2 separate regions of the Homo sapiens genome follow, and region 1 is linked to region 2. A link is a loop called in an ENCODE intact Hi-C map of the cell type or tissue named here. Cell type or tissue: PC-9. All regions are shown on one strand. Links, peaks and the distances in the headings refer to the core of each region. The heading gives the core; the rest is flanking DNA.

Region 1 (11,747 bases), core at 2,661-10,660, 520 kb before region 2:
GAAAAATAAACAATAAGATATTTCTGTTTCTCCAAATTTTGTTCTGATTTTTATCAGTGTTCCTGAAGCTATTTCAATATAGTCATGATCAATTTCTAAGAATATTTTTAGGTTCTGCTTTTTTATGTAACAGTGTGTTATATACACATTCACATATTTAAACACAGCAATTATTATGGCTTTACAGTAACCCATGATATTAATATTCCACAGATATTACATTACTGAGGCACACTAGGCTAAGGCTGACAACACCAAATGCTGGCAGGAATGTGGAGCAACAGGAACAGGAATTCGTGGCTGATGGGAATGCAAAATGGTACAGCTACTTTGGAAGAAAGTGTGGCAGTTTCCTAAAAAACTAAACATACTCTTACCATACGATCCAGGAATCATGCTCCTTGGTATCTACCCAAAGGAGATGAAAACTTACGTCCACATGAAAATCTGCCGATGGATGTTTATAGCAGCTGTATTCATCATGGCCAAATCTTGAAAGCAACCGAGATGTCCTTCAGTAGGTAAATAGATAAATAAACCATGGCCATCCTGAAATGGAATATTATTCAGTGCCAAAAAGAAATGAACTACAAAGCCATGAAAAGACATGGAGGAACCTTAAATTTACATTACTAAGTGAAAGAAGCCAATTTGAAATGGCTACATATTGTACAATTCCAACGACATGACATTCTGGAAAAGGAAAATTATGGAAACAGGAAAAAGAGCAGTTGTTGCCAGGGGTTAGGGAAGGGGGATTGACTAGGCAGAGCATAGAGGACTTTTACAGCAATGAGACTATAATGGTGGATACACATCATTATATATTTGTCCAAACCCACAGAGTGTACAACACCAAAAGTGAACCCTAATGTCAGCTATGGACTTTGGGCGATTATGATGTCAATGTAGCTTCATCACTTGTAACAAATGTGCCATTCTGGTGGATGTGTGGGGACAGGGGGCATACGGAAAATCTCTATAACTTTCCTCTCAGTTTTGCTCTGAATCTAAAACTACCCTTTAAGAAGTCTTCTTTTAAAACAATTTACAAAGCATGAGGTGATACAGATGTGGGAGTTTGGCTCCTGTCTCTGCCCAACTCTGTGACATTCGATAAATTACTTAACATGTCTCTGTTTCAGTTTCCTCATCTATAACTGGGAAAAATAACACCTGTCTTATAGAGTTGCCATGGGGATGACATGAGGCATGTGTCTCGTTCATATCCCATGCTCAGTGAATTAGTAGCAGCAGCCACTGTGTGTTTGTGTGTCTTTATCCCTCCTGGGTTAATGAGCTCCTTGTGGGCAGGGACTCACCCATTCTGTAACCACCCCATCTAACACACTGCCTGGCACTTGGGCTCCGCAGAAGTTTGCCGAGTGAATACTTAGTAAGCCCTAACCTAGGCTTTTCTCTCTGGTGGACATTTGGGTTGTTTCTAGGGTTTTTGCTATGAATAAAACACATTTCAAAGCCCTTTGTGGTTTTTTTGGTTTTTGTTTGTTTGTTTTTTCTTCGTTTGATCTGCTGACTCTGTGAAGCAGGCAGAAAGGGGATATTTGCTCTTGTCCACACCCTGGTACAGATGGAATAACTGTGGCTCAGGGAAGTGAAGTGACTCCTATGGGACACAGTGCAAATCAGTGGCAATAATTAGAACCCCTGACCCTGCCTCCCTTCCTTTAGTAGATCTATTTTCCTTCTAGCTACCGCCTTCTGGATCCATGGCCTCTCCAAAACTAGACCATGATGGTCAGCCTGACCTGAGAGCAGCACCTGCACGCAGAGACCCATGTTGAAGGTGGTGAGCTGCCAGCTACCAGATGGCCCTCTGAAACCCCAGGGAACCTAGCACCTTATTCTCAAATACATGAGGGCTTGTATTTTCCCCCAGGAAGGAGCTTCTTAGGAAAGAGCCAGCGTGCCAGCTTTGTTTTTCTTTCTTCTTCTTTTTTTTTTTTTCCTATGAGGGGGTGAGGAGCCAAGCTCTGAGTTGTCCAGGAGGAGGGACTTTGGCTAAAAATAGCTATGGCGTGTGGTTTGGATCAACCCCTAGTGGTACCCAGGACTGGGGAGGGGAGGGGGATGCTCTGGAGCTGTCGCCAGACTGGTTGCCGTGGAAACAAGAGAGGAGCAGGGGAGCCTGGGAAGTAGGGATGACACAGATAGCAAGTCCTAGTCAGAGCTGCCGCTACATTTAGGAGAAACAGCGGTGTCTGCGGCTCCCACCCTTCGGGGGGCCCGTGGGGGGGGCGGTGTCAGGGGCATGGACGCCACCCCCCAGGGGTCTCTGCTGCCGGCTACTCTCCTCTCCACGTGCTGTGAGTTGAGTTGCGGGGGACTTGGGGTTTGGGCCCCTATTTCCAAGGCAAGTGGGGGTTTGGGAGGAGCTGGTTCTTGGGGGAGTTTTCACCAGGTCTCTCCTTCCAAAAAATGAGCCCCCTTACTCCCCAGCTCTCTAGAGGGAGGAAGAGGGGCCCAGGAAAAGTGGTATTGCAATCTTCTGCAAAGGGGTCATAGCATGCACAAGAAATGAGGAGTAGGTTGGAGGAACTGAAATTCTTGGAGGGAAGATGGAGAAATCAAGTCCTTGATCTTGAGATAGAGGTAACAATTTCACACTTTTCCTTCCCCTGAGAAAAGTGCAGTCCCCCACTCAGGAAGACAGGATGTGGGACACATTCAAAATAAGGTTTACCTAGATCCCTGGGGCAATGGAGAGTGAGAGAGTTCTGGGGGTGATCCGACATCGGGGTTCCTTCCCCATCCCTGGGCAGAGAGATCTGTCTAGGCAAGCCGACTGGGGGTCAGATTACCTAAGACCCTGAGAGAACATCTGGAAGCCCACCTGGGACTAAAGCTAGGATAATGGGAGCAGGGTCGTTTTCTGCATGACCTGGGGTCTCTGAGCCAGTCAATGCTTACTCTTCCTGAGGACATCTGAGCTTCAGGGAAGGAAAAGGAAGCCCATTGTTGGGGGCAGGGGAAACCCTAATCTTCCATTGCCATGGGGCTCTTGGACCCTGTGTCCCCTGACTCCATGGACAATAAATGCAGGGGGTGCCCCTAAGCTCAAAGCCATTTCATTTTGATTTCTCTTCCTACCTTCTCTACCCCAAGACACACAAACACACACACACACACCCTCTCCAGAGTGCTGACTGCAGAGGACCTCACCCCAGAACATAAGATGCTGGAGTGCTAGGTTTAGAGTCACATACCCAGGCAGTTTCTCCCCAGGACCTGGTCAACCATCCAGGCCATCTGTGGTTCCTATGGCACACTCCTCCATCCCCCACCCACTAGCCAGCCCACGTTTCCGTGGAGTGGGAGGAGAGGATCATTCCCAGGAAAGAGAAGGGAAGGTGGAAGAGTCCCAAATCCTATTCTAAACCTTTCCCTGTATGGTCCATATCTCCTAGAGGACCCTGGGTGCTTTGGGGAAGGGCTCTGGACCTCTCTCAGAGCAGATTGCAGCTCAGAGAGCTCCTCAGAGGCAAGCATGTGAAGAAAAATCAGGTGGGCTTCGCTTGGAATGTGGGCTTTGGGGCATATGGCAGGTGGGGGCGGGGCTGGTGTTAGGATAGTCCATGGGAAGTAAGAGGCTGGGGGAAAATATAACTAGAGGGAGTGGGGAAATAAATGTGGGTGCTTAGTGCTTCACCTGATCTGATTCCATGTCTCTCATGAAGAATAGGATCCCAGAGGGATACGAGCCTAACTCTTTATAACTCTGGGCTTCCTTTCCCAGGCTTCTGTGTTGGGATCTTCCAGTTCCCCTCCCCATTTGCAGGCTGTCTCCACTAGGAGAAAAAACCCAAGGGAAATGAGGCTGGCCCAAGAGCAGCAGTGATCGTGGGTAGGTCTCAGGGAGGATTTCTAGTGGGAATTTCCTAATGTTCCACCCTTGTGCACTGGAGGGTTTCCACTGACTTTCCACAGCTTTCATTTCTTTCTCGTTTGTAAGCATGTTGAGGGGAGGGAATGGAGCGGAGTGAGTGAGGTCCAAGGAGGGAAGAATGAGAAAGACTGTGTATCAGTCTTGGGGTGAACTTCAAAACAGCCTGCGAGGAGAGCCATTGGTGGCTGCACTGGCTACAGCTGGGGAAGGGATGGTGGAAGTCCTTAGGGCAGGGAGGGCTCCATTACCCGCCTGCCCCCCTCCCCAAAAAGCCCCCAGTCTATTGATTTCAGGAAATCACTAGGGGGATCTGGGCCTGGGTCTTTGGCCCCGGGGCTGCCCCTGAGGTGCTGCACACCCCAGCTGGAGGTGATGGCACCAAAATATCTGGTACCTCCTTCCCCTGAAAATCATCGTGGAACTTGCACAGTTCTATCCAGTTCAGGTACATCATTCCATTTGACCCTCACAACTTTCTGAGCCTGGGGGGCAGTTAGGGCTGAATGTGTTATTCCCAGAAATAGAGGCCAGGCAACACGAAGGGACTCGCCCAGGGCCCCCCAGGGCTCGGTGCTGGCCCTGATGCCCCGTGCCTCCCCATCTCCCGAGGGGCCACTCATTCGGCAAACCTTTATTAAGCCCCTCCAGGACCCCCGACGCCGCCTAGGCGCCCAGCGACGCGCGGCAGGTGGCAGCAGCTCGGGCCCCCGCCGCACTCCAGGCGCCCGCAGCGCTCGCCCTGACGCGGCCGCCATGGCGCAGGAGAACGCGGCCTTCTCGCCCGGGCAGGAGGAGCCGCCGCGGCGCCGCGGCCGCCAGCGCTACGTGGAGAAGGATGGCCGGTGCAACGTGCAGCAGGGCAACGTGCGCGAGACATACCGCTACCTGACGGACCTGTTCACCACGCTGGTGGACCTGCAGTGGCGCCTCAGCCTGTTGTTCTTCGTCCTGGCCTACGCGCTCACCTGGCTCTTCTTCGGCGCCATCTGGTGGCTGATCGCCTACGGCCGCGGCGACCTGGAGCACCTGGAGGACACCGCGTGGACGCCGTGCGTCAACAACCTCAACGGCTTCGTGGCCGCCTTCCTCTTCTCCATCGAGACCGAGACCACCATCGGCTACGGGCACCGCGTCATCACCGACCAGTGCCCCGAGGGCATCGTGCTGCTGCTGCTGCAGGCCATCCTGGGCTCCATGGTGAACGCCTTCATGGTGGGCTGCATGTTCGTCAAGATCTCGCAGCCCAACAAGCGCGCAGCCACGCTCGTCTTCTCCTCGCACGCCGTGGTGTCGCTGCGCGACGGGCGCCTCTGCCTCATGTTCCGCGTGGGCGACTTGCGCTCCTCACACATAGTGGAGGCCTCCATCCGCGCCAAGCTCATCCGCTCGCGCCAGACGCTGGAGGGCGAGTTCATCCCGCTGCACCAGACCGACCTCAGCGTGGGCTTCGACACGGGAGACGACCGCCTCTTCCTCGTCTCGCCGCTGGTTATCAGCCACGAGATCGACGCCGCCAGCCCCTTCTGGGAGGCGTCGCGCCGTGCCCTCGAGAGGGACGACTTCGAGATCGTCGTTATCCTCGAGGGCATGGTGGAAGCCACGGGTGCGAGCAGGCCTGGGGAGGGGAGCGGGGTTGGCAGAGGGTGGGCGGGACCGAGGAAGGCAGGGGCGAGACTAGGGGCCAGGGGAGCTGGGGAGGATGGATGGAGGGGCTGGTGGAGGATGAGACAGTGAGGTGAGACAGGGGTCGGAGGCGGGAGTGGAACCGAGCAACGCCGCAGAAGGCCAAGAGAAAGCTTGGAGGAATTCTCCGAAATGGCACTGGCGTGGGGCCCTGGGCCCAGAGGAATGTGTCACTTGGAATAGGGACAGTAATAATAGCTAGTGCTCGCCCAGTATTCACCCTGTGTCATGCGCAGTTCCAAAGCACTTTCTACCTCTGAGTCGATTTAATCCTAACAAGAACCCTCTGAAGGTAACTTCTTGTTATTGTGCTCACTTTTTAGAGATGAGATTGCTCCAATGAGAAATTAAGGAAGTTGTCCACTTTCCTAAGCCAATAAGTGGCCATGCCTGGATTGGACACAGGCAATGTGGCTTCAATGTTTAGTGGTCCCGAGTTGGAAGGAGGGGTTAGGTTCAGGGGTTTTCTCACTGCAGTCAGGTTCAGGCCCCTGGAATTTGACGGTGAAGGTTTTCCATTGCCTGAGTTATTTCTAGGCCGGATCTTGAGGGGAGTTTAATACCTAGTCTCACTTGTACCTCGGTTTCCCAATTCATCCATTTCCACTGACAAGGGATATAGATGATGTTACCTTTTCTAGCTCTTTTCCAAAAGGAACTGGCAACTCATCTGTGATGTCAATAAGTCCAACCCAGACCTACACAGTGAAGGCTTTGGGAGCAGGTGAAAAAAGACCAGTGTTACAGGAGTCGCAAAGGAGGTCACTTAGGACTTGAGATCTAGAGGATAGATGAGGATGAGGAAACTGCGGGTGGAGGACCAAAGGCCCACTAGGGGGCGCCGCAGTCCCTCCTCTGACGCCAGAGCTGCTGATGCTCCCTGCCGGCTTCGCTGACAAGCTGGTGCCTTCAGATCCTTTCCCTGGCCCCTTTAGGCTGAGACTCCGCTTCACACCCCAACCCCAGCTCCGCATCACTGTTCCCATTCCTGCTTCACCCCGACTCTTTCCTCTTCCCCCACTCACCCCGTTCCCTTTCCTCTCTCTCCAGCTGTCACTCCTTTTCTGCCAGTATCTCAGGCAGGCCCCTCACCCTCCAGGGAAGTTGCTGCCCGGCCCTCTTTTCTCTTTGTACCCCCAGCCCTGCCCTCTCCTCCTCGAAGCCCTTCTCTCCCCAGTGTCCCTTATGCCTCTTTCTCTTCTCTCCCACTGGATACTTTCTATTCCAACTTCACCGAGGAATACCAATGTCTCAGCGCCAGGCTTTCCGAGTTGACAGCCACTCTCCGGTTAGCTAATGTTCACTCTTCTGTTTCCCCTTGTTCCGAGATGGATATGGGTTGGGGGCAAGACCCTGTGGCAGAAAGGAGAATGACCTGCCCTGAGGGGTGCACCAGCCCAACAGGAAGATAGGACACAAGCCCCGGGCAGGGAGGACCAGGACAGAGGAGATGAGGATAGGAATCTGTCTGTTTTTCTAGAGAGATAAAGCTGGAAAGGATGGTAATATTTTGGGTGAGACAGTCAGGATTCAAAACGCTTTTGAAAAGCAAGAATAATGAGCCAAAACCCAGCAAGATGACATTTAAAATGAATAAATATAAAATTCTACATTTAGGCTTTAAAAAAATCACTTATGTAAGCACAGCATGGAAGAGCACTGGTGAAAAAAGAACTGGGAGTTTTAGTTGGCTACAGTCTTGATGTCGTAGCAATGTGATGCAGCCTCCAAAATGATTATGTAATGTTATCCTGGGCCCTATTAGTGAAAGCATCATGGCCAGAAGAGAGAGATGGTGCGCGCTCTCTTATGCACGGAGCAGGCCACAGTTGGAAAATTTACTATACTCAAAATGCTTAAAGGGCCCTCCTTGGCCATTCTGGCTTGTAATCAAAAAAGTAGAGTTCTGGAAAACCAGGTCAAATGAGGAATCGTGGAGGAAGCCAGGGATGTTAAGTCAAGAGAGAAAACATGAGGGAATCTGAGACTCCTGTTTTCAGATACTCAGAGGACTGTGAAGTGGGAGGGGAATGAAGCCAAGAGTTGGAAATCCCAGGGTACAGGTTTTAGCTCTGTATAAAGAACAACCCAACTATTAGAGCTATCATACAAAGGAGTGGGCCCTTTATGAAGTGGTGAGCTATCAATCCTGGGAGGTAATCAAGTATAAGCTAGATGCCCATTGTTAGAAATGCTCCTTTGGGGAGCCCTGTATGGAGTGAGAAGTTGGACTAGAGGATCCCTAAGGTTAGTTTCAAGGTTAAGCTTTTTTTGGTTGGCATCACCAAATGACAGGAGGGGAAAAAAGAGCTGGACATTAAGAGGAGTTGGGGCAAATGGAGAAGACACGAGGGAGCTGGGTAAGAACAGGAGCTAGGGAGGGGGGGAAATGGACTGGACCAAAGGGAGGTGGGAGCCCTTAGGAAGGAATAGAAGGGAGGGTGCTGGGAGTAGGGTTGTGGAATGAGAAGAGGAGAGGGAAGCCTGGAGCTGAGATTCCCCCTGACCGGTGCCCCTCCTCCCAGGAATGACATGCCAAGCTCGGAGCTCCTACCTGGTAGACGAGGTGCTGTGGGGCCACCGCTTCACGTCAGTGCTGACTCTGGAGGACGGCTTCTACGAAGTGGACTATGCCAGCTTTCACGAGACTTTTGAGGTGCCCACACCTTCGTGCAGTGCTCGAGAGCTGGCAGAGGCTGCCGCCCGCCTTGATGCCCATCTCTACTGGTCCATCCCCAGCCGGCTGGATGAGAAGGTGGAGGAGGAGGGGGCGGGGGAGGGGGCGGGTGGGGAAGCTGGGGCTGACAAGGAGCAGAATGGCTGCCTGCCACCCCCAGAGAGTGAGTCCAAGGTGTGACCAGCTTCCTCCAGACCCCTGTGGCAGACCGGGGGCCAGACACAGATACATGGGGAACTGCATATCGGAGGTGGTGGAGGAGGAGGAGGAGGAGGAAGGCAAAGCCCCTGGAAATGTGCTAAAGTTGGAAAGTCCCCGTCCCCCAGAACCTCAAGTCTAGAAACCAGTATGGAAGGGAGGGGTCCTGATTTCAGGGAAATGGAGGGTGGGGCCGGGTGAAAATGCCAGTCTGTGTTTGACCTTCACATTTGTTCATGAGTGGATGGATGGACAGAATGATGGACTTTTGGGGGTTGGATGGGAAGATGGTAGCAGATAAAGACAGCTGACAGATACATAGATGGACCAGTAGACAACTGGTCCACTCAGGGCTGCCACTAACCTGTAGAACACCCCTGTGCAAATTTTAAAAAGGAACCCTTTTCCTCCAGACAGATACAGCCCCAAACCAGGGTGCATGGCTTGGGGAGCAGAGTATAGGATGGATTGCAGTCCCCAGTCACCTCTTCTGCCAGCCTCCCCACATATGGCACAACTGTCTAATGACACGGTAGGCCAAGCTGAAGTGAAGGAGAAAGGAGCCGGACCAAGATGGGCACATGAGGAGGGTGCCCTCCTAGCTCCACCCTCACCAGGATGAAGGCGTGCAAGGGGCTCAGCAAGGTGTGAATGACCTTAGTCCGCAAGTTCAGGGAAGCAGGCAGAGCGGGGAGGTGCCTGAGCTGGGGCCTGGAGAGGGGCCTGGGAAAGGAAAACCAGGGATAGCTATTTTCTTACAGTGGAGTGAGATCTTACAGGTATCAGGCACAGGCAGGAAGAGAGAGAGAGAGGTTCTGGGGAGGAAGGGCCAGGAGAGAGATCTAGAAAGTGGGTTCACTAGAGCTGGGAAACAGGGAGCCCCTAGGAAAGCAGTGTGTCCTTGGGGCACAGTCATTCACATCACTGATTGGGTGCCATGTGGAGTGGACATTCAAAAACCTGGTTCCTGTCCTCAAAATAAGGGGCACCTGGGAAAACAGAGGAATCTACCTGTGGTGACTGAACGAGGGATAATTCAAACTGACAACCTGTGCAGTCCCGTGGAGGGTAGGGGAGTGTGGGTGATCAGAAGGCTGGGGCCAGTGTAAGGCATAGGGAATATGTAAGTCAGGAGTTAGAAATCTCCAGTGTGCGTTGGAATCACCTGGAGGGCTTGGTAAAACACAGATTTTTGGGCTCCACTCCAAGGGTTTCTGACCCAAGAGGTGGGGACCAAAACCATGCATTCCTAAGAAGTCCCCAGGTCATGCTGCTGTTGCTGGACTGAGGACCACACTTTGAGAACCTGTGCTCTAAGTGAATACTTGGAAGTCGTTTCAGGACATGGGGCATAGAAACTGAGGAGTAGCTGAGAGGAAGATGAAGAGAAGCTGAGAAGAAGCTGAGGATCCTCACAGGAGCAGACAGAGAAATGTGAAGGGTGGGGTTTTATGTGTGGGAAAGGGACCCGAAGCCCAGGCTGAAGAGTTTAACTTTGGGCCCAGAAACTCAACCATCAATGGAAACAGGGCAGTGACAAGTGGAGGGGGTGTCTGGAAGCTGAGCAGGCCCGACAGAGAGATGAAGCCATCAGAAGGACTTGAGGGGGCTCCTGGGGAGGTCGGGGGGAGGTGGAGCAGGAAGAGTTTTAGGGGCAAAGGACAGAACCCCTTGTAGGACTGGAGGCAAGATTGAATGTGGGAGAAAATCGGAGAGAAGCGATAGGAGTTAGAACATCTGGATGTGTCTGCAGCCTGCTGTCAGCCCAATTGGGCCAGGGGGTCCCAAAGACGCATATTCTCACCCCACCTCCACCTGCTTCCTGATCACATCCCAGTCACCAGCGGCAGCTTCCTGGATAGTGAGGGAGAACAACTGCAAGTTGAGAGAGGCAGAGGGGTGGAAGGGACCTGAAGCTGGCCTGGAGAAAAGCATAGGCCCAGGAGAGCCTGCCCTGGGACAGCGCCTGTCTCCCACACAGCAGCACTGGCCCAGCAAGGACCTCCTCCCTTGGCCCTGGCCACATCCCACTCCTGCCCTTTCATAAGCCCCCTGGGGAAAGCACTCCAGTCTTCTCTGTTCCAGGCTGGGCAGATAGGGTCCTATGGGGCACAGCCAGGGTCCTATGGGCATAGCCAGGGCCCTATGGGTCCTCTGGAAGCAAGAAAGGGGGCCATGGAAGCAGCCCAGACAGCTGGGGTTCACTCAGAGAGGACCCAAGTCCCAGTCCCTTCCTTTCAGTCAAAACACGGATATCTTTGCCTCAGGTCACAGGGCCACTGGGGCCCTGTCATCAAAGATGAGATTCCTGAAGCCTGGCATTGACTGGTCCCCTAAGAACAGATGTTGGGATGGAGAATGGGGATTCATTTGGGTTTCAGTAAAACAGGGGGGTCTGGACAAGAGCGGGTGGGCTACTTGGTATCCACACACACGCACTCACACAGGAGCCAACCCATTGCAGCTGAACAAGCAGAGAAACTCAGTCTGGAAAGGCCCCTCCTGCCTGCTGAAGTCACTGAGACCCTGCCACACCTCTCCTCGCCACTGTCACCACTCAGGGCACCACTGTACAGTGCAACAAGTCAGGAGACCTAGGTCCTACTCCTGACACTTGCTAATTAGCTCTATGACTCTGGGCAAATCGCATATCTGGGCCTCAGTTTCCTCATCTGTAAAAATGACAGCAAACTCGTAATGCTCAATAAATGTTTAAATAACAACTGAAGGAGGCCTGCCAGATGCCTCTTAAGGTGCCGTGCAGGTAAGAATTTTAGGATCAGAGAATCCTTAGGCAAGAAAATTCATGAAACTCCTGGGGCACTGGAGGAGGGGTGAAGCTGAAGGGTGGGAGGGAGGAGACCCCAGGGTAGGTACAGGCAGGTGAAGCGGGTATATGCAGGTGTAGTGGGTATATGCGGGTAGAGGGTATATGCAGGTACAGCGAGTACATGTGGGTGCAATGGCTCTGTGGACACACAGGCCCTCCCCTGACTGCCTGTTGTCCCAGCCTGAGTATCAGTTGTGTTCTGAGGCTTCTATTCTGCTGCTATGGGTCAGAAGGAACAACAATTTCAGCCCCAGGGCCTAGTGGGAGGAGTCAGGTCCAAGACTAGCCTGACCAGGAGAATGAGACGTGGGAAGAGTTGGGGAAAGTCTGGGAAGCTCAGAAAAGGCACTGCCCCTGGAGGCCCATGCCCTTTAACATGGGAGAAGCTGGTGCGGGGGTGACCACAGGCAGCTGGAACCTACCCTCCTTTTCTATGCTTCCCTCCCCAAGTA
Region 2 (11,747 bases), core at 2,231-10,230:
TACACCTGTCTTTACTGCAATCTCTGAACATAAATTGTGAAGATTTCATGGACACTTATCACTTCCCCAATCAATACTCTTGTGATTTCCTATGCCTGTCTTTACTTTAATCTCTTAATCCCATCATCTTTGTAAGCTGAGGATGAATGTCGCCTCAGGACCCTGTGATGATTGCGTTAACTGCACAAATTGTTTAAACAATATGAAATCTGGGCACCGTGAAAAAAGAACAGGATAACAGGGATGTTCAGGGAACAAGAGAGATAACCTTAGTCTGGCTACCTATGGGCTGGGCGGAACAGAGCCATATTTCTCTTCTTTCAAAAGCAAATAGGAGAAATATCGCTGAATTCTTTTTCTCAGCAAGGAACAGCCCTGAGAAAGAGAACGCATTCCTAGGGGTAAGCCTCTGAAATGGCCGCTCTGGGGACGTCTGTCTTTTACAGTTGCAGATAAGGGATGAAATAAGCCCCAGTCTCCTGTAGCACTCCCAGACTTATTAGGATGAGGAAATTCCCACCTAATACATTTTGGTCAGACTGGTTGTCTGCTCTCAAACCCTGCCTCCTGATAAGATGTTATCAATGACAATGTGTGCCTGAAACTTCATTGGCAATTTTAATTTCACCCTGGTCCTGTGATCTTGTCCTGCCTCCATTTGCCTTGTGATATTTTATTACCTTGTGAAGCGTGTGATCTCTGTCACCCACATCCTATTAGTACACTCCCTCCCCTTTTGAAAATCACTAATAAAAACTTGCTAGTTTTGTGGTTTGGGGGCATCATGGAACCTGCTGACATGTGATGTCTCCCCCGGACACCCAGCTTTAAAATTTCTCTCTTTTGTACTCTTTCCCTTTATTTCTCGGACCAGCCAGCACTTAAGGAAAATAGAAAAGAACCTACGTGAAATATCAGGGGTGAATTTCCCTGAGAGTGGAGTAAATGAGTAGGGGAGAGGCCAGGCGTGGAATGTCACTCAAGCTAAAGTGCTTCCACTTGAAAAGGATGTCTACATTGAGGTAGGGGTTAGATTATCAAAAATTCTGATTCCATTTATTTAAGTGTATGGGCCTATATTTTTCCCTTTCTTCCTTCCCTCCCTCCCTCCCTCTCTCTGTCTCTTTCTCTCTTTCTTTCTGGGTTCTCTATTCTACTTCATTGGTCTATGTGCCCATTTTTATACCAGTACCATGCTGTTTTGATTACTATAGCCTTGTAGTATAGTTTAAAGTCAGGTAATGTGATGCCTCCAGGTTTGTTCTTTTTGCTTAGTCTTGCTTTGGCTATGTAGGCTCTTTTTGGGTTCCATATTAATTTTAGGATTGTTTTCTCTAGTTCCATGAAGAATGATGATGGTATTTTCATGGGAATTGCATTGAATTTGCAGACTGCTTTTGGCAGTATGGTCATTTTCACAATATTGAGTCTACCCATCCATAAGCATGGGATATATTTCCGTTTGTTTGTGTCATCTATGATTTCTTTCAGCAGTGTTTTGTAGTTTTCCTTATAGAGGTCTTTCACCTCCTTAGTTAGGTGAATTTCTAAGCATTTTAATTTTTTTGCAGCTATTGTAAAAAGGGGAGAATTCTTGATTTGATTCTCAGTTTGGTCACCATTGGTGTATAGCAGTGTTATTCACTTGTGTATATTGATTTTGTGTCCTGAAACTTTACTGAATTCATTTATCACATCTAGGAGTTTTTTGGATGAGTAGGGTTTGATACCTTCTACAATTATACCACTGGTGAACAGCAACAGTTTGACTTCCTTTTTACCAATTTTGATGCCCTTTATTCCTTTCTCCTGTCTGATTGCTTTGGCTAGGACTTCTAGTACTATGTTGAATAAAAGTGGTGAAAGTGGGCATCCTTGCCTTCTTCCAGTTTTCAGGGTGGGGGAATGCTTTCAACTTTTCCCTGTTCAGTATAATGTTGGCTGTGGGTTTGTCATAGATGCCTTTTATTACCTTATGTCCCATCTATGCCAATTTTGCTGAGAGTTTTAATCATGAATGGATGCTGAATTTTGTCAAATGCTTTCTCTGTGTCTAATGAGATGAGCATATGATTTTTGTTTTTAACTCTGTTTATGTGGTGTGTCACATTTATTGACTTGCGTATATTAAATCATCCCTGCATCCCTGATATGAAACCCACTTGATCATGGTGGATTATCTTTCTGATATGCTGTTGGATTCAGTTAGCCAGTATTTTGTTGAGGATTTTTGCAACTATGTTCATCAGGGATATTAGTCTGTAGTTTTCTTTTTTTGTTATGTCCTTTCCTGGTTTTGGTATTAGGGTGATACTGGCTTCATAGAATGATTTAGGAAGGATTCCTTCTTTCTCTGTCTTTTGGAATAGTTTCAATAAGATTGTTACCAATTCTTTGAATTCCTGATAGAATTCAGCTGTGAATCCATCTGGTCCTGAACTTTCTTGTTGCTGGCAATTTTTATATTATCATTATTTTTATCTTGCTGCTTGTTATTGGTCTGTTCAAAGTTTCTATTTCTTTTTTTTTTTTGAGGAGGAGTCTCACTCTTTCGCCCAGGCCAGAGTGCAGTGTCACTATCTCGGCTCACTGCAAGCTCTGCCTCCCTGGTTCACGCCATTCTCCTGCCTCAGCCTTCCGAGTAGCTGGGACTACAGGCACCTGCCACTGTTCCTGGCTAATTTTTTGTATTTTTAGTAGAGATGGGGTTTTACCATGTTAGCCAGGATGGTTTCGATCTCCTGACCTCGTGATCTGCCCACCTCGGCCTCCCAAAGTCCTGGGATTACAGACGTGAGCCACTGCGCCCAGCCCAAAGTTTCTATTTCTTCCTGGTTTAATCTAGGAGGGCTGTATGTTTTCAGCAATTTATCTATCTCCTCTCAGTTTTCTAGTTTGTGCACATAAAGGTGTTCATAATGGCCTTGAATGGTCTTTTGTGTTTCTGTCGTATTGGTTGTAATATCTCCCATTTTGTTTCTAACTGAGCTTATTTGGATCTTCTCTCTTCTTTTCATGGTTAATCTCACTAATGGTCTATCCATTTTCTTTCTCTTGTCAATGGACCAGGTTTTCGTTTCATTTATCTTTGGTATTGTTTTTTGTTTGTTTGAATGTCATTTAGTTCTGCTCTCATCTTGGTTGTTTCTTTTCTTTTGCTGGGTTTGGGTTTGGTTTGTTCAGGCTTCTCTAGTTCCTTGAGATGTGACCTTAGATTGTCTATTTGTACTCCTTCAGATTTTTTGATGTAGGCATTTAATCCTATGAACTTTTCTCTTTGCACTGCTTTTGCTGTATCCCAGAAGTTTTGATAGGTTGTGTCACTATTATCGTTCATTTCAAAGAACTTTTAAATTTCTATCTTGATTCCATTGCTGATGTAAAGATCATTCAGGAGCAGATTATTTAATTTCCATATATTTGCATAGTTTTGAGGGTTCCTTTTGGAGTTGATTTCCAATTTTATTCCACTGTGGTCTGACAGAGTACTTGATATAACTTTGATTTTCTTAAATTTATCGAGACTTGATTTTTGGCCTGTGTTCCATGTTCTGATGAGTAGAATATATATTTCACAGCTGTTGAGTAGAATGTGCTGTAAATATTTGTTGTTGTTGAGTAGAATGTGCTGTAAGTATTTGTTAAGTCCATTTATTCTAGGGTATAGTTTCTTTATTTTCTGTCTTGATGCTTTCTAGTTCTGTCAGTGCAGTATTGAAGCCCCCCACTATTATTGTGTTCCTATTTCATTTCTTACATCTAGCAGTGATTGTCTTATAAATTTGGGAACTCCAGTGTTAGATGCATATATATTTAGGATTGTAATATTTTCCTGCTGGACTAGTCCTTTTATTGTTATGGATTGTCCCTCTTTGTCTTTTAAAACTATTCTTGCTTTAAAGTCTGTTTGGTCTGATATAAGAATAGTTACTCCTGCTCAGTTTTGTGTCCATTTGAATGCAATATATTTTTCCACCCCTTTACCTTAAGTTTATGTTAGTCCTTATGTGTTAGGCAAGTCTCTTAAAGACAGCAGATACTTGGTTGGTGAATTCTTATTCATTCTGACACTCTGGATCTTGTAAGTGGAGCATTTAGGCCATTTACTTTTAATGTCAGTATTGAGATATGAGGTACTATTCTATTCATTGTGCTAGTTGTTGCCTGAATTGCTTGGTTTTTTTTTTCATTGTGTTATTGTTTCATAGGTCCTGTGAGATTTATGTTTTAAGAAGGTTCTATTTTGGTGTATTTTGAGGTTTTGTTTCAAGATTTAGAATTCCTTTTAGCAGTTCTTATAGTGCTGACTTTGTAGTGGCAAATTCTCTTGGTAGTGATACATTCAGCATTTGCTTGTCTGAAAAAGACTTTATCTTCCCTTCATATATGAAGCTTAGTTTTGCCAGATACAAAATTCTTGGCTGATAATTATTCTTTTAAGGAGGCTAAAGTAAGGATAATTACTTAGTTTAAGGATATGAAAGATAGGACCCCAATCCCTTCTAGCTTGTAGGATTTCTGCTGAGGAATCTGCTGTTAATCTTATAGGTTTTCCTTTATAGGATACCTGATGCTTTTGCCTCACAGCTCTTAAGATTCATTCCTTCATCTTGACTTTAGATAACCTGATGGTTTAGATTACCTAAACCTGTGTGTTTAGGTAATTATCTTTTTGCAATGAATTTCCTGGGTGTTCTTTGAGTTCCTCAGGAACACAAATTATTCTTAGGTTTGGTCATTTAACATAATCCCAAATTGGCTGGAGGCTTTGTTCATTAAAAAAAACTTTTTTCTTTGTCTGTGTTAGATTGGATTAATTCAATAGCATTGTCTTTGAGCTCTGAGGTTCTTTCTTCTACTTGTTCCATTCTATTGTTAAAACTTTTCAGTGTATTTTGCATTTCTCTAAGCATGTCTTTTATTTCCAGAAGTTCTTATTGTTTTTTATTTATAATATCTATTTCTTTACAGTGTTTTTGTCCATATCTTGTATTATTTTAAAAATTTCTTTAAGTTGGTTTTCACCTTTCTCTGGTGCCTACTTGAGTAGCTTAATAATCAACCTTCTGAATTCTTTTTCTGGCAATTCAGAGATTTCTTCTTGGTTTGAATCCATTACTGGTGAGCTAGTGTGATCTTTTGGTGGTGTGATAGAACTTTGTTTAATTATATTGCCAGAATTGTTTTTCTGGTTCTTTCTCATTTGGGTCAATTATGTCAGAGGAAAGGTCTAGGACTCAAGGGCTGCTGTTCAGATTCTTTTGTCCCACAGGGTGATCCTTTGATGTGGTGCTCTCCCCTTTCCCCTACAGATGGGGCTTCCCAAGAGCTGAACTGCAGTGATTGTTATTGCTTTTCTGGGTCTAGCCACCTAGTGGACCTACCAGGCTCCAGGCTGGTACTGGGGAGTGTCTGCAAAGAGTCCTGTGTTGTGATCTATTTTCAGGTCTCTCAACCACGGATACGAGCACCTACTCCAGTGAAGGTAGCAGGGCAGTGAAGTGGATTCTGTGAGAGTCCTTGGTTGTAGTTTTGTTTAGTGCACAGGTTTTCTCAAATGCTGGTTATGCTAACAGTGAAGTTGTCACATGGACAGACTCAGGACCTCTGGTTAGCCAGGACGTTACAAGTGGTGGAATTAGCTGTTGTTTTCTCCTTCCTTGGAGCAGGGCTATTTTGTTATGAGTTGCTATAATGGCTTGACTTGATTGGCCTCCAGCCAGAAGGTGGCGATTTCAAGAGAGCATCAGCTGCAGCAGTACGGGGGAATACAAGCTTGCCCTAAGGTCACCTGGATAAGTATTTGGGTTTCTCAGGTGATGGGAGGGCCATAGGGCTCCCACAAGATTATGTCTTTTGTCTTCAGCTACCAGGGCTGGCAGAAAAAGACCATCAGGTGGGGGCAGAGTTGAGCATGTCTGAGCTCAGACTATCCTTGGACAGGGCTTGCTGTGGCAACTGTGCGGTATGGGGGTGTGGTTCTCAGGCCAATGGAGTTATGTTCCCAGGGGGATTATGGCTGCCTCTGCTGCTTTGTACAGGTAGCCAGGGAAGTGGGGGAAAGCCAGTGGTGACAGGCCTCTCCCCACTCCCACACAGCCAGCAAGGCCAGTCTCACTCCTGCCATGCTCCCCAAAGAGCCAAATTTATATCCAAGCCTCTGGTATGCAGGGCTGGGATGTTGCCCTGGGATACTAGCCTCTCTGCTGAGAAGGCAAGCAGGGCTTTCAGGCCTCACCCCTCCCTGCCTGCTGTGGCTTCTGTGCTCATATCTGCACTTTCTATTCATCTCCACAGATCCTGACCAGGACAATTCGTACTCAGTCAAAATTATTACAAAGTTCAGCTGGAAGTTTCCTTCTCCCTGTGGCCCTTCCCCAATCCCACTGGCAGCCCTCCCCAAGGAACCCTGTGAGATAAAGTCAGAAATGACTTCCCTGGACTTCCTGGGGGACCAGGAGTGCCTGTAGGGCTCTTCCCACTGCTTCTTCTACTTTTGTATTTTGCTTGGCTCTCTAAATTCATTTCAGCTCTAGGTAAAGTTAAATTCTTCTCCTGTTATTTGGATTTTCAGGTTTCCCCAGTGAAGATGTGTGTTCAGAGGTAGACTTTCCCCCTCTCACACTTTAGGCACTCACAGTTTTTCAGCTATTTCACAGAGTTTGCAGTGGCAAGCCACTTCTTTCAAAGGGCTGGTGAATTCTTTCAGTTTTCCTGGTATGTTCCTGCAGCGGTTCTTGGAACAAAAGTTCATGATGTGAGTCTCCACACATCTGAGTGAGAGTTGCAAGTTAGTCCTGCCTCCTAGCTGCCATCCCCTGCCCCAGGGTAATTATTAATAGCATCTTCTTTTATTTTCCAATGGTTCTCAGTAGATCACATAGTGATCTACCTGTTATAATACTTCAATTGCCTGTGTTCTTTGTATCTCCTGCTGGATGACAAGCCAAACACTTAGTAGGAACTTAATAACTTTGTTGAATGAGTGAAGCATTGAGTAGAACTAGAAGTCTTCTGTGAAATAAACTTAGTACACTTAACCTTTTAGAGCCTTTCATCAATCCACATTAGCCTCCTTATCTCCTTTCAGCCTGTAAGAGCTGAGAAACCAGACACAGTTTCATCCAGTCTGTGACTAAGTCCACATCCTTTAGATACAAGGAAGTGGTGGGGATGCTAAGGTTGGGTGGATTGTGTTGCTATATCACCCTCTTGTGGCTGGTGTGTGAAACTCATCACGAAATCCTTTCTGTGGTATAAGTAGTTCTATAAATCTCAACCCAGATCTCATTTTGGTTTCAGGTTAGATTTGGTCATCATTATTTTTTAAAAAGTTTCCCGGGTAATTCTAATATTTAGGTAAACTTGGGTGTCACTGGCAGGTTTGGGCCATGCTTAAGTGACCAGGTGGCCACCTTTGACAGATCTACTTCTTGGTATATAGAAGCGTATTTAGTTTTCTCAGAGCTCACCAGGGGGCCAGCATATCTCTAGATCAGTGGTTCTCAACTGGGGGAGATTTTGCCAAGCAGGGGACATTTGGTAGTGTTTGGAGACACTTGATTGTCACAATCAAGGACAGGGCATGTGCCATACACCCAGTGGGCCGAGGCCAGGGATGCTGTTAAACACCCTACAGTGCACAGGACAGCCCCATGACAAAAAAATTATCCAGCCCCAAATGTCAATAGTGTGGCAGTTGAGAAACCCTGCTCTAGATTTTGTCCACAAGGGGAATTTGGCAGAGTTCAGGGAAGGGAATTACTCTGGCAGTGACAAAAATTAAACAATCCTTTCAACACAGTTCTCCATGTGGAGGGTGGTTCCTGACCTTTGGTGAAGGGGATGCCAAGCTAACCCTTGTCCACCTCCAGGAAAGGGACAACCTCACATCCTATCTGATCAAATCTGCCTCCTTCAGCATTTCATAACTATGGCATGGAGACATAAGGCCAGGAAACACATCATGCCATATTACTGTGTTATAAATCCTTTAGGAAACACAAGACAAAATTGCAATTTCCTTGATGGACTGGCTGTAATTTATTCATTTCCAAAAAGTAGAAACATAAACTTCAGAAGAAGAATCAATTCACAGTGGCTTCTCAGCCAGCACACACCACCCGCTGTAACAATCACATCCCCGCTGTGTGAATGGAGGAAGCGTCCTGAAGAGCCTGGGACTGTGCCCAGTTGTACTTCAGAACATCAGTCCCTTCAAACCGAGAATGGGTGTGTTCCTCCTGACTTCTCTAGAATTCAGACATGCTTGGTCAAAAGAAAACAGCATTAGAGGGGAAACACGGGGAAAACTTATTGTTTTAAGTCTGAGGAAAAGGCAAGCTCCCGCTCCCCATAGTGCCATTTGGGGGAAACTAGAGAGTTGTGAATGTATCACCAGAAGGGGTTGTTTTACCACGTGTAACCATGGTCTAGGGTGAGAGGCATAATGCCAGTGCTGTTTGGTGGGTGGCCCAAAAGACTCCCTCCCCAGTGAGGTCTTGAGCCCAGGGGTGCAGGATACTTGGAAGTGATAGCCTCTTCTTCACCCTTTGTTTCTGCCCTTCCTTCAGGTAGAATTCAGCTACTGGAAAAATCCAAGTGCTGGGAACTGAGCTTCTAGAGCAATCTGAGTTGTAGTAAAGGAATGGGTGCTCATAAGCCCGGGTTTACAAATCTTCATTAGTAGCTCCACAGTTTTGAGAGTAGACAGTGAATGAGGGTAAGGTTATACAAGGGTGGCGTAGTGGATAATTGTGAGGCTTTTTTGTCTGCCTACCACCTGAATCCCACTTCTATTATTTGTAGAATTCCTTAATTCATAAGAAGTGAAAGTGGAAAATGCCAGATATTCAATTCCCAGCCCCCCTTGGAGATAGGACATGGACATGTGACCTAGGATTGGCCACTCAATCCCAGACTTTGAATTATAAGCTAGAGATGAAAGGATGAAGAAGGGACCCTGGAGAATTCATTTTCATGGCAGACAGTGCAGCAGTAACAGTAATATCAAGTTTCCAAGTCCAGCAGAGACAGTGAGGCAGTGGTAGAGTCTGTGCCTAGTGCTGGGGACAGTGGCTGTGCATGAACAGGATCATCATCCCTGGGCTGGTTTTGTAATTTTGGCTGTGCTCCCAGCCACAGCCTAGTCTCTTCTTTTCCTGCTCACTTTCAAAGCATGGTTTTGCAGAAACTTCTAGCAGTTATTGGAACCAATCAGTATCTTTTCAATAGGTTCCTTTTCTACATAAAAAAGCCAAAGCCAGCTTCTGTTGATTGCAACTAAGAACTCTATTAAAGAAGCTGGTACCAGGAAACGAGATGCACTAAGCAACAGGCTTACAATGTGAATTGACCTCATAGAGGAGGTAAGATACAAGGCAATAAGGACCTGAGTTTTGAGCTGGGAAGTTGGTGCTCCTTATTATGCAATGGTATGATAGTGGCTGTTTCTTACAGTACTTACCAAGTTTATATAAGAAACAATAAGAAAAAGCAGGGCTTAAATTGAGGACAGCCTGTCTAAAAGCAGAGAATAGGAAAAAACAAAGGACTTTACTTAAAAAGTCTCTTTCTGCCTGCAGCTTGCAAAATAAGTTATTGAGCATTCAAAGATTTGAAGCTGTTAGACCAAAATAACTTAATTTTCTACTAGAGGATAAATTTAGTGTGAGGAGAGGTATGCAGGGAGTAGAAAGTGCCTAGGAAAGACCTTGACCTGCAATACCCCTTGAAGCCCTGGATATAAGAGGTTCAGAATCTGGTCACAGAGAGTCTTAGCTGAGGTTCCAGGTTTGTTGTTCAAGGGAATCAACAGAGAACTGGGATTTAAACATCATTTTGAGAAGTGAAAAATCACCATGGGACAAGTTCCTCTGAGTATTCCAAGCTCCTTTGTAACAGCACCATCAAACATTTGCTACGTTTTTCTTTAAAACTGAATGCCATTTGCACAGAACTGTACTTTTAAGGCTCTTACATGGTTTCCAGTCCACTGTTCAAAACTCAGAGATCTCAAAATCATTCTTTCTGTTTATTGACTTTTTAGCTTCTGGGTTTTGCAAATAAAATAATATTCTTAGCTTCCTTTATACAATAATATCAGAGTGTTTTATGTATAATAAGAAATTCACCCTTCAGCCTCTATTCACTCTTTATCCTGAGAGAGAAACTGAGGCACAGAGGCTTGATCAGGTCTGCAGGTTATCATGATCAGCTCCCAGAACAAAGTAAAGATAGCCAAAATGTAAACTTTTCCAGACTTTGTGACTGGTGGTCCAGTGTGTGAGATAGGTACTCAGATGTCCTGGCTTTCAGTCTGATTTTTATTATCCAGTTCCAGCCAAGAGCAAGATGCCCAAAGTCTGAACTCACATTACTGTCCATTTCATCTGCTACAACACAAAGATGGAACGCTGTTATCAAGTAACGCTCTGTTCTGCGCCTGCAGCCACTGCACAGCAAGCTAAATTCTTGGGAAGCCTCACTTCCTTGTTCATTTCACAGATGTATGTGGAAGAAACATCACCAGGGAGTTGATCTGAGAAGGGTACAGACGTGCAGCATGTCTGCCAGAGGAAACTTGGGGCCTGTGGCCAAGTTCAGTGTTCATTTTGGTTTTTCCATTTTCCTTCAGAAAGTCCCTTTGTTGGTCTCTGGTGTCAGCTCTCTGGAAGTGTCACACTAGCATAGACTGTGATGGAATTTGTTTCCTGGGGACAAAGCAGAAGTCTGTGAGTAGAGGGACTGGATACTCACTTCACAGAATGCAAATGAAAACAGCACTGCTGAGGAAAAGGAAAGGGTCTTAGAGATCATGGCTTGTGCAGGGTCTGTCACAGACAGGGCCTTGCTGGGACAGCACTTGGGTTCCCACACTGCTTCTCCACCTGCAACAAGGGCCACAGCTCCCTTCCAAGCATAAGCATGCTATTATGGGGAGCATGATCTGAGGACCAGCACTCAGTGCCCTGTCTCCCTCTTTGCCCTCTCCCCTTCCATCCCCTTGTAAGGAAAACCATTTGTTTTGCTGTTACATATGGGTCACAATCTGGGAAGCCAAGAGAGTTGTAAATTATTGAGTTTTTAAAAAGTCTAGTGGGACTCAAAGGGAGAAGAGAAAAGTGGTATTGGCAGGAGAGAGGAAGGGGAGAAGAGGGTTATGCGCAAAGATCTCTCATGTCAAAGAAACAAAGAAAATAGAATTTAAGGGTTTTGCCATAAAATGTTAACTATAGCATACTGTTTTTGTCCTTAAGTAAACTTCATTAAAAATCTATGTATTTTTTTGAAGCTTTGAAGTCAGGTTTATATTTTTACTTCCTTCTTAGATATGACAGTGAAGTGAGAATGGACCTCAAGTTGAAGATTGGTTTCATCTTGAAATATAGGGCACCTGCCCAGGCATTTCTGGATGAGTGTGTGTGCGGTAGGAGCTTTGAAAAATAAGGTGGATGCAGGCATTTGTGTGACCTTTGTGCCTCTATCATCCTGGGCTCTCTTCTGAAAGAGCCCAAATGGAGCAAAGATTTCAGCCCAGAATTTATTTCTATTCATTCAGTAAAGGAAAGATTCCTGTCCGAAGTAAACTTAGTCCCTGCTGATCTTGCAATAGGGTAGAATATGCAAGTATCATTTTGAGCTGCACCCCATATTCTCTTCTAGGCTTAACACCTATGCAGATCTCCACCCCTAAATATTCTGATTAAATGGGGCTGCACAGAGTCTAGGCATGAGCATTTTTACAA

What was found. Hi-C counts contacts between places; a loop is a spot of excess contacts. Peaks named below come from ENCODE experiments on the same cell type or tissue, not always from the same donor. Only the 100,000 strongest peaks of a DNase experiment are listed, where the experiment ranks them.
Region 1: it touches region 2 in a loop (5-fold over the local background); 4 of 110 quality-filtered maps call a loop at or near these places.

The regions. Positions count from the first base shown.
Region 1 is chr1:160,079,371-160,091,117 of GRCh38, forward strand. KCNJ9 (potassium inwardly rectifying channel subfamily J member 9) reads left to right here and starts at 2,168. Exons shown (of 3, transcript NM_004983.3): 1 at 2,168-2,327; 2 at 4,547-5,510; 3 at 8,116-11,193. The coding sequence starts at 4,661. The coding sequence ends at 8,447. RefSeq lists an enhancer at 5,228-5,758. In PC-9, for the core only: CTCF peaks have their summits at 4,964, 5,166 and 6,424 (motif pointing right); no DNase peak of the experiment used is centred there; H3K27me3 peaks cover 1,454 bases.
Region 2 is chr1:160,600,087-160,611,833 of GRCh38, forward strand. It overlaps SLAMF1 (signaling lymphocytic activation molecule family member 1), which reads right to left. Exons shown (of 7, transcript NM_003037.5): 7 at 8,020-10,712. The coding sequence ends at 10,662. Among named protein-coding and RNA genes, the nearest start is that of CD84, 26 kb to the left of the region's middle. In PC-9, for the core only: CTCF peaks have their summits at 7,211 (motif pointing left) and 7,411; a DNase peak (open chromatin) is centred at 7,185; H3K27me3 peaks cover 1,409 bases.